Linked DNA regions of Homo sapiens: region 1 is linked to region 2. Evidence: read pairs that join two places in POLR2A ChIA-PET (ENCODE). Cell type or tissue: HepG2. All regions are shown on one strand. Each heading gives the region's core, and the rest is flanking DNA. Links, peaks and the distances in the headings are about the cores only. Region 1 overlaps AOX1 (aldehyde oxidase 1). Region 2 holds the start of AOX1 (aldehyde oxidase 1).

The links. Peaks named below come from ENCODE experiments on the same cell type or tissue, not always from the same donor. Only the 100,000 strongest peaks of a DNase experiment are listed, where the experiment ranks them.
Region 1: POLR2A ChIA-PET joins it to region 2 with 58 read pairs; 6 of 35 experiments call an interaction of 5 or more read pairs at or near these places.

The regions. Positions count from the first base shown.
Region 1 is chr2:200,646,935-200,652,313 of GRCh38, forward strand. It overlaps AOX1 (aldehyde oxidase 1), which reads left to right. Exons shown (of 35, transcript NM_001159.4): 26 at 4,040-4,267. Among named protein-coding and RNA genes, the nearest start is that of AOX1, 64 kb to the left of the region's middle. RefSeq lists an enhancer at 1,517-2,716. In HepG2, for the core only: no CTCF peak of the experiment used is centred there; DNase peaks (open chromatin) are centred at 1,867 and 2,197.
Region 2 is chr2:200,582,983-200,588,294 of GRCh38, forward strand. SGO2 (shugoshin 2) reads left to right here. Exons shown (of 9, transcript NM_152524.6): 9 at 467-1,114. The coding sequence ends at 482. AOX1 (aldehyde oxidase 1) reads left to right here and starts at 3,032. Exons shown (of 35, transcript NM_001159.4): 1 at 3,032-3,171. The coding sequence starts at 3,127. In HepG2, for the core only: CTCF peaks have their summits at 2,891, 3,174 and 3,509 (motif pointing right); a DNase peak (open chromatin) is centred at 2,979; H3K4me3 peaks cover 1,339 bases.

The DNA of each region.
Region 1 (5,379 bases), core at 272-5,271, 64 kb after region 2:
TACTTTAAGTTTATATGAGTCCTTATGTGTTAGGTGAGTCTTCTGAAGGGAACAGATAGTTGGTTGGTGAGTTCTTATCTATTCTGTGGTTCTGTATCTTTTAAGTGGAGAATTTAGACCATTTATATTCAATGTTAGTATTGAAATGTGAGGTACCATTGCATTTGCCATGCTTTTTGTTGCCTGTGTACTTTGTTTTTTATTTTTTTGTTTTTGCTTTTTAACATGTATTTATGTTTTATAGGTCCTATGTGACTTATGCTTTAAAGAAGTTCTGTTTTGATGTGTTTCCAGGATTTGTTTCAAGATTTAGAGCTGCTTTTAGCAGTTCTTGTAGTGGTGGCTTGGTAATGGTGAATTCTCTCAGCATTTGTTTATCTGAAAGCAACTGTATCTTTCCTTCATATGTGATGCTTAGTTTCACTGGATACAAAATTCTTGGCTGATAATTGTTTTGTTTGAGGAGCCTGAAGATAGGGAACAATCCTTTCTAGCTTGTAGGGTTTCTGCTGAGAAATCTGCTGTTAATCATGTAAGTTTTCCTTTATAAGTTACCTGGTGCTTCTGTCTCACAGCTCTTAAGATTCTTTCCTTCATCTTAACTTTGGATAACCTGATGACAATGTGCCTACGTGAAGATCTTTTTGCAATGAATTTTCCAGGTGTTCTTTGTGCTTCTTGTATTTGATGTCTAGGTCTCTAGCAAGGCTGGGGAAGTTTTCCTTGATTATCCCCCTGAATATGTTTTCCAAGCTTTTAGAATTATCTTCTTCCTCAGCAACACTGATTATTCTTAAGTTTGGTTGTTTAACATAATCCCAGACTTCTTGGAGATTTTGTTCCTATTTTCTATTCTTTTCTCCTTGTCTTTGTTGGATTGGGTTAATTCAAAGACCTTGTCTTCGAGCTCTGAATTTCTTTCTTCTACTTGTTTAATTCTACTACTGAGACTTTCCAGAGCATTTTGCATTTCTAAAAGTGTATCCAAAGTTTCCTGAATTTTTTTATTGTTTTTTTCTTTAAGCTATCCATTTCCTTGAATATTTCTCCCTAACTTCTTGTAACTTTTTTAAAATTTCTTTGAATTGGGCTTTGCCTTTCTCTTGTTCCTCCCTGATTAGTTTAATAACTAACCTCCTGAATTCTTTTTCAGGTAAATCAGAGATTTCTTCTTGGTTTGGATCCATTGCTGGTGAACTAGTGTGATTTTTTGGGGGTGTTGAAGAGCCTTGTTTTGTCATGTTACCAGGGTTGCTTTTCTGGTTCCGTCTCATTTGGGTAGGCTCTGTCAGAAGGAAAGTTTGGGGCTGAAGGCTGTTGTTCAGTTTCTTTTGTCCCATGGAATGTTCCCTTGATGTAGTACTCTCCCCCTTTCCCTATGGATGTGGCTTCCTGTGAGCTGAACTGCAGTGATTGTTGTCTTTCTTCTGGGTCTAGCCACCCAGCAAGTCTACCCAGCTCCCGGCTGGTACTGAGGGTTGTCTGCACAGAGTCCTGTGATGTGAACCGTCTATGGGTCTCTCAGCTATGGATACCAGTGCCTGTTCCGGTGGAGGTGATGGAGGGTGCAGTGGACTCCATGAGGGTCCTTAGCTTTGGTGGTTTATGCTCTATTTTTGTGCTGGTTGGCCTCCTACCAGGAGGTGGCACTTTCCAGAAAGCATCAGCTGTAGTAATGTGGAGAGGGATTGGCGGTGGGCAGGGCCCTAGAACTCCCAAGATTAAATGTCCTTTGTCTTCCACTACCAGAGTGAATAGGGAAGGACCATCAGGTGGGGGCAGGGCTAGGCATGTCTGAGCTCAGACTGTCCTTGGGTGGGTCTTGCTGTGGCTGCTGTGGGGGATGGGTGTGAGATTCCCAGGTCACTGGAGTTGTGTACCTAGGAGGATTATGGCTGCCTCTGCTGAGTCATGCAGGTTGTTAGGGAAGTAGGGGAAAGCCAGCAGTCACAGGCCTCACCCAGCTCCCATACAAGCAGAAGGGTTGGTCTCACTCCCAATGTGTACCCCCCAACAGCCCTGAGTTTGTTTGCAGGCAGACAGTGTGATGGGCTTGAAAACTTGCCCTGTGCTGCACCCCTAGCTGAGAGAGAAAAGGGCTTGGTTTCTCCCCCTGCCTGTGGAGTCTGCACACCAGATTTGTGCCCTCCCACTGAGCTCTGACCAGGAGGCTTCTTGCCCCATTCAAATTGTTACAAAGTTCAGCTAGAGATTTCTTTCTCCCTGTGGAGTTTCACCCCCTACTTCTCTGGTCCCCCGCCCCCTCCGCCCCCACCATGGATCCCTGTGTTGTTAGGCAGGAATGGCCTGGCCTGCTAGGGGACACAGCAAGCTCCTAGGGCCTTTCTGCTGCTTCCTCTACCCCTGCATTTTGCTTGGCTCTCTAAATTGTCTCAGCTTCAGGTAAAGTCGGAATCTTCTCCTGCAAACAGAATTTCAGCTTCTCCCGTGGGGGTGTGTGTCTGGGAGAGGAGGATCTCCCTTCCCCCTCACAGCTGGGGCACTCACGGTATTTGGGGTATCTCCTGGGTCCTGCAGGAGTAGTCCACTTCCTTCAGAGGGTTTGTGGGTCCTCTCAGGATTATTGCTTTGTTCTTGCAGTCGATCTAGAGCTAAAATTCGGCGAACTTCCACAAGCTGCTCTGTCCAGAGCTGCAATCTAGTCCTGCCTCCCGTCCGCCATGATGATCCAATTTCTCCTTTTGGTTCTTTCAGTCTCAGCCCCAACTTTGTTTATTGACAACGACCTTCCCCTTCCTGGCTCCTCCTCCCAGATCCTGGAATGGAATTAGTGTGGGGAGATGGGGTGAGCTCTCTCTCAGCCCCTTCTCCTCCCCTGTGCCTTCTGCTGTGATGCTGGTGCAAGGAGGAAGAGAAGAAGGACCAGGAAAACAGTCAGTTTCTCCCTGTGTGACTTCTCCCGGCAAGCTCACAGTCCTCTCTTTGGACAGATGTCACTTTTCAAGTACATTGTCTATGGCTCCATTTCTGCCAGCTCTTCCAGAAATTGGCAGTCCTTGGACCTTCAGCGGGCAGCTGGCACAGCATTCCACTGGTGACCACACCTCTCTGCTCATGCCCCAGCAGTCTTTAGAAGGCCCCAGGTCCCAATTCATCTACCAGCTTTCACCCAACAGTAGCCACTTTCTTTGCTTCTCTTGAACGTGTGGGAGGCCTTGCCCCTCCCTTCCTGGCCATCCCACTAAACTCTCTCCTGATGTCCTGCCACATTTGGTAGCACTAAGGAGGAGAATTACATCCTTCCCTTCATTCCCAGGGAAGTTAGAGCAGGGAACAGCCTCTTAAAAACACCACTTTCCCCCAAATGAGATGGCTTACTAATTTCCAGTGTTTCTCTTACAATGATCTGATAATTTGCTTCGGAGGGTGGGGAGAGTGTGTCTGTGATGGCTCTGTCAGCTTAGGGAGGGGGCTGGCCACAAGTGCTATGAGTTTTCTCAGCTGAGAATGTGACATACTTGGCACCTTTTATTCTCAGCTTAGGGTCTTAGTCACCAATTCTGGGAATACAGGAAGAATTCTACTCAGTGCTTCAGACATCCTGGGATAGAATCTTTTAATTTGTTCTTCATCCTAGATATTGGTTATATTTAAACGAACTTTCATGCTTGCCTGTTTTGGAGGTGAGTAGTCTTATCTTGCAACATAGCATGGGAGTAATCCAAATCATGTGGCCTAGATGATCTTTCAGCAGATACCCAAATGCAACTAGAATTAAGAGTCTACAGTGTACATGGACTGTGTTGAGTTATATTGGAACATAAGGTAAAGGTTCCATCCTTTAAAGTTGCACAAGAGTAGCATAGAAAGCACATAAGTAATTGCTAGCACGTTTGATAGAAGCTCTGAGTAGAGGAAGAGGACAATGTTGTGCATTAGGAAAGGCTTCCACAAGGACTCAGTAGAACTTGGCTTGGACCTTACAGGATGGGCAGAATTTGACCAGGAGGATGGTGAATGGATGAGCCTATGTCTGCTGGGTTTCCCCTCCCAGCTTTAATCTCCTTTTCTTTCATAGGTGCGAATCATAAACATGTACAAGGAAATTGATCAAACACCCTACAAACAAGAGATCAATGCCAAGAACCTAATCCAGTGTTGGAGAGAATGTATGGCCATGTCTTCCTACTCCTTGAGGAAAGTTGCTGTGGAAAAGTTCAATGCAGAGAATTATTGGAAGAAGAAAGGACTGGCCATGGTCCCCCTGAAGTTTCCTGTTGGCCTTGGCTCACGTGCTGCTGGTCAGGTGAGTTCTCCAAATGCACATGAGGATGCTGCCTGGAAGCAGCCCTGACAAAGCAAGAGGTGTTGAGGAAACTTCTCCTTAAGTCATATTAGCCATATGGTTGCAATGCCCAATTGTTAAATTTCACAAAAGCCACCAAAGTCAAAGTAATTAAGCTAGCTTTACTCCAGAGGAGACCAGAGCTCCTCTGCTCACATGCCCATGGTTGGTCAAAAACATTCTTGCTGGAAATTGGGAGACTGAGGTTTACTCCTGGCCCTGGCAACAGGAGTTGGCAAATGGCAGCTGAGTCCATTTGCTCTGGGCTCAGACTGCTCATGTGGAAAGCAGGAGGGTGGGACTGATGACCTCCAAGACTCCTCTTCCAGTGTCCGCAATTCGGTGTCGCTGGACCATGAAATAGAAATGAGGAGCTGCAAGGTTTTGGGTGCTCCACTCCTTCTGGGTGGGTTGGAATAAATTAAATTCAGAAAAATAAATCACTTTTTAAATAGAATTTTTGAAGTTTATTCACCTTGTACCTTTTAAAACTGTGAAAGGGGGGACTGGGAATCTGCTCTTGCAGTTTAATTTCTTTCATTGATTAAAGAAATCCCCTTGCTTGGTTGCAGTTTCCACCTCTTCATTCTTGACTTCATTCATTCTTAAGAATGAATAAAACTTACCCCTAACGGCTGGTGAAGGACTGCAACATTCTAGCTCATTGTATGGCAGCCGGGAACCCCTATTATCTATTTTATTACATACACACATCCATGTACATACAGATAAGCTGGGAGGACCCTCACAATTGTCACTCCTCTTTGCAGAATTCACTCCTTGGTTGGAGTCATGAAGAAGGCATGGCAGCTGTGCTGAGCGATCACAAAATAGGAACAAATGGCAGGGTAGGGGAGCTTCGAGAGGGGCGTTAGTGTGGATGTTGTGTGTTAAGGGATCAGAAGAGGCCAGGAAAAGTGGGTAGGAAGGTCCTTTCCTCCATCCCATATCCATCCATTCACCTAACTGTCCTAGTTGAGCTTTGGTGCCATCCTGAGAACATTTGCATGCAGCTTTGATTGTAGGCAGGTGGTAGGTCAGAGAAGTGTTATAACAAATGATGATCTTATTGC
Region 2 (5,312 bases), core at 313-5,312:
AACTGTAAAGAAAGGAGTGATAATAGAATTCAGGATAGTGGTCCCTTTTTGGGGGAGGAGAGGGTTGTGATCAGAAAGGGGCATATTGGAGGTGTGGTAATATTTTGTTTCTTAACCTGGGTGTAGGAACATGAGCATTTACTTTGTTTTTAAATGGTATATTTTCACATGTTCTTGAACATATGCTAAATTTCTAACAAAAAGGAACTATGTAATAAACATGTAATATATAAAATCTATGTTGATTAATTTTTCTTAAATATTTGAAATGAATTATTTGAAGTACTCTGATAGTGAGAACTATAAGATTTAAGAAAAATTAGAGTATTTCAAGTATTTAACAAAGCTTATGGTTTAAGGAAACTTCTTTTCTACTGATATGATGAAACAATTTTCTTCTCCATGCTTCACAGCAAAAGCATTAATTTTGGGTTGTTATTAATCTTCCTTTTTTTCTACTTTGCAGCAAGATGAGAAGATGAAGTGAATTTATGGATTCTGGTTTTTCTGAATTTTCAAAGCATAAGGAATCAAAACAGAAATATAGTATCAAGAAGATGAAATGCTTAATGAAAAGGTTTTTTTTTTGTTTCTTTGGCCTTTCATGGAGTGTTGATTTGTCCATTCTTAATGTTTATTAATAGGTATATGTGCATAAAATAGCTATTTTGTAACATTAAACTTTTTGAGTCATTTTGGTCATCATATAACTTACCTTCCTGTTTATTTAAGCTTCTTTTTACCTAGTAGCCTTTAACCAAACAATAACCTTTTAACCAAATAAAATGTGTTAATAAATACCTTTGCATTGGTTATCTTGTATACTAGGCTGTCTTGTTTTGCTGTCTGTTTTTAACCCATTCAATATATGTGGACATCCAAAAGGGTTTAAAAGCCACCTCCTGCCCTGGCCCGTTTTCTCTCCCTTCATTCTTCTGTTTTCAGAAATACATGTTGAATGTCAGCTTCTGTATTATTTCTATTATATGTAATCTGATGACTTAGAGGAGGAGATTAACCTTTCAGGCTCTTTTGAATTTGGTTTTTATAATTTGGTTTTAAAGATCACTTACTCTTCCAGTAATAAGTAGTAATAAATCCTGTTCATATCTGAGATCAATACACAGTTTATTGAATTCAAATGACTACTCAAACTCTATTCCACCTAGATGGAAAACTTTTTTAGACAATATCTGACCACTAACGCGGTGGGCCCAGAAATCTGCATCTTAATCAGATGCTTCAGGTGAGTCCGTCCGAGGATTGTCCTAGTACCACACTTTGAGAGACTGCAGTGGGGGTACAGAGTGCTGGAGGGGTTTAGTCAATAGCTCTAGTGAAGGATGGATAGTTTTATTCAAAGAATCCCAGTTGATGAATGAAGAAGAAATGCTAGAATTAGAAAAATTGCAAACCCCTATTAAAACTACCGCTCAGGCAATGCTCAACAATGGATGTAAAACAATTAGGTGAAATGTTGATGGAGAAATTCATTACAAAGGAATAGCCCTCTGAACCCACTGATCAATGTTAGCATCATTACGAATGAAACAACCAGACACCATATGCTTCCTGCTGTGCTGCAATATTAATTATATGGTACCACCTATGAAGTGTTCTTGCCCTCTCCCCCCCAAAAAATTGAACCTGAATTTAATCAAAGCTTTAGATCTAATATTTAGTGCATAGGAAATAAGTAGAGTAGAAAAACAATACCAGGGAGAAGCAATTAGCCACATTCAAAAAATGGTTCATTTCAATAGAACAACTGACCTGGTTTCTTTTTCAATGTGTTAATAGTGTTAAAAAGTCTGTTTTAGATCAAAAGAGACTGATGAGACCACATGCAAATACATTGCACAGCTCTTGTTTGATTCAAAGAAGTCAAGTGTAAAAGACATTTTTTAGACACGTGAAATGGTGTTGCGGCTGACTAAAAGGATGTGTATGTGTGTTTTTGAAGTATTTAGGGCTAAAATATGTCCAGGATTGGCTTTTAAATACTACAAAAAATGGAGTATGCCAAAACGTTGACCATTGTTAAAGCTCAGTGAAGGGCAGGTAGATGCCAATTGCACTCTTCACTTTTATGTGCAAAGTTTGGAAAATTTCACAATAAAATTTTTGTGTTTACATAAATGAAATAACATGGGAAAATGTTCTAAGGTATGGCAAGTGAAAAAAGCCTGGAAAATAACTAGTTTGTCCCACTTAAGTTTTTAAAGGTGTTAAAAGTACATGTTTCAAAAAGTAAGGATAGACTAAAAAAGTGAACGGTGGTAAGTTCTAAGTTGTGGGCTTACAGGTGTTCTTTATTTTTATGCTTTGCTGTATTTTCCAAGTTTTTTTTTTTAAGTTTTCCAAGATGTTTTACATCTCTGTTCTTATTTACCAGATAAACTTTGTGGTTAGTTACTGGATAAACTGTAAATAGTGATAAAATTTTTAAGTTTATATCAAGATAGCACTTCATTTTAAAACCAGTAATTATTAGGTTGGTGCAAAATTAATTGCAGTTGTTGCCATTGGAAGTGATGGTAAAAACCGCAATTACTTTTGCACCAACCTTATATTTCTAAAAGATCAAGTTGTAAACCTATTTGTTTTCCCTAAGATCCGCTCTTGCAGAGTTGGAATAAATATGATTGTTTACACTTAAGAGTCCAGGACTACAGCAGGCCTGGTTGGAGGGGAGTTACTAATGTTCCCAGACTTAAATCCAGCTGGAACACCACCTAAAATATGCAGTAACATAAGACCATCAAAAGCAATGTCCCAGGACTTACAATGTTTGCTAAGACGCAAGAGGGTGTGACACAGACGCTAAGCGCCACTGGCGAGGAGATGAAGGGGTCGTCTTCATCTTCGCCGGATGATTTCCGCCCACATAGAGGGCGCCAGTGACGCCCACACACGTGCTGGTGTCCCGGGAAGAGTTCCTGGCAAAGAGCTCAGGAACGTTGGATCTTAATCAAGGCTTTCTCCGTCGGGGTGGATGGGTTGGACTTTAGGCTCCAGCAAGCCCCGCCCCACTCGGCGGGTCGGTGCCGCCGGGTCCCAGGTGCCCGCTACTTCCCAGAACCTCCGCCTCCCGCTCCGGGCCCTCGAACCAGCGCGGACACCACAATGGACCGGGCGTCCGAGCTGCTCTTCTACGTGAACGGCCGCAAGGTGAGCGCCCGCGGGCTTCCTCTGCCCCCAGACCTGCGGCCAGGGCCGGGGCAGAGAGGAGCCCCTGCCGTTCGTCCCATCCTTTCGTGCCCGCCGTTTAAGGCACTCAGGCACGGACTGGCTTTCTCCCGTAACAGCGGCTTTGCCTTCGCATTCCCACCCCTGCCTCCGGGGCAGCTAAAGGCTGCGTTTTCAGGGACTGTCCTGGATCTTTGGGCCCCCACCTTCCTTATGTTCCCCTTTCCTCTCCTTCCAAGGCTCACAAGCTGATTTCCAACCACACGCCCTCCCTAAACAGTAAGATAAAAAGTATTCTTGCCCATCAGGGGTCAGCACTCCCAGATCTTCGTTCCCTCAATCCCAGCCGATAACGGGAACGTCCCCAGTACACTGAGAGCAGCCTACAGAAATGGCTGAGCCTCAGCTCGCGGGGTGCGTTTGGAAGCGCAGAGAGCAACTTAGATTCGGGACAAGACCGTAGAGACGAACACATTCAAACCACCCCCATCGTTTCTCAGATGAAGAAATCGTTACTTTCCAAAGTCACAGCTAGTTCCTGGCAGAGCTGAACCCAAGTCAGGCTCTGGGGGCTCCAAGGTCCTCACGGGTTCCACTGCTGGGTGCGGGCTCTGTCGCCTCAGAAGCTGGGCTCGCTCTGCGCAACCCGAGGGACAGTTCCAGGCAGTGTCCGATGTTTGGGAGAAGCAAAGCCCCCTGGGCATCCTTTAAAACACCCCCCTTAATGTGAGCATCAACTCTGCTCACTCTTAATGTTCCAGTTTCATTGACATTACTCTGAAGGAGGAAACTGAGGCAGGAAGGTTAAGGAGCTCCCTTGAGAGCTGTGGCTCACGCCTGTAATCTGCACTTTGGGAGACCGAGGCAGGAGGATTGCTTGAGCCCAGGAGTTCGAGTTTAGCCTGGGCAACATGGCGAAACCTTGTCTCTACAAAAAAAAAACCAAACAAAACAAAACAACAACAACAAAAAAAAACCGGTGTGGTGGTGCGTGCCTGCAGCCCAGCTACTGGGGAGGGTGAAGGAGGATTGCTTGAGTCTAGGAGTTCAAGGTTACAGTGAGCTGTGATCACACCACTGCACTCCAGCTTGGACAAAAGAGTGAGATCCTATTTCTTAAAAACAACAAAAACAGAGCTAACAACCAAGCAAGAGCAGTGGCACCTGATTTCCCTGGTGCTCGTGTTGGTGCCGGTTCATTCAGAGCCACCTGTGACCACTGCTTCTGGCTAAGGGCAGCCACAACACTTTTCCCGACGGGCACCAGCTGCCTCCCCTGGAAGCTAACCAGTGTGAAGCACCAGGCCCTAGTTGTGAGGCCTGTTCTAAGACCCTGAGCCTAATTTCATTTGTGGTTTTGTATTATGTTTCTTAAAGAGGATCCCCCAAATTGTACATTAGGCCCCTCAAAAACTTTGTCTGCCCCTGCTGCCTGGGTTCTACATTGGATAAGATGAGCTAGTTTTTCCTGATCTGTAAGGGTCATTAGGACCCCTTCACAGGACTGCTGTGAGGGTGAAATATGACAATGGGGTGAGATGATTGACATTATGTCATTTTTTTCTTCTTTTGCATAATAGAATGGTATAGTAAACACAACACTGGCTTTGTTGTTTAGACAAACAAGTCTTCAATTCCAATTCTAATTCTGATTGAGAAAACCTAACCTCTCAGAGGCCCAGTTTCTCTGTTAAAAGGGGATCATACCACTTACTTCATAAAGAGTGATCATGAGCATTCAATCCACTTATTTGTTAAGGGCCTACCGTATGCCAGTCAGTGTTCCAGGCTTATGAGATACAGCAGAGCACAGAAATAACAAGTCCTTGCGTGCATGGAGCTTACATTGTGCTGGGGAGATAGCAAGCATATAAATACGTGGAAATGTGTAATGTCAGGAAGTGAGAAGTGCTAATATAAAAAATAAAGCACAGCGTGGGGACAGAGAGTATGCAGGATACTTAGAGGGGATGGATGTTTTGGCCTGTCTGAAAGGGTGGCATTTGAGCAGTGACTGGGATGCAGTGAGGAGCAAGCCATGCAAACATCTGGGGAGACAGCATCCAGGCAGTGGGAATGGCAGGTGCAAAGGTCCTGAGGTAGGAGGATTTCTGTGTGCTTAA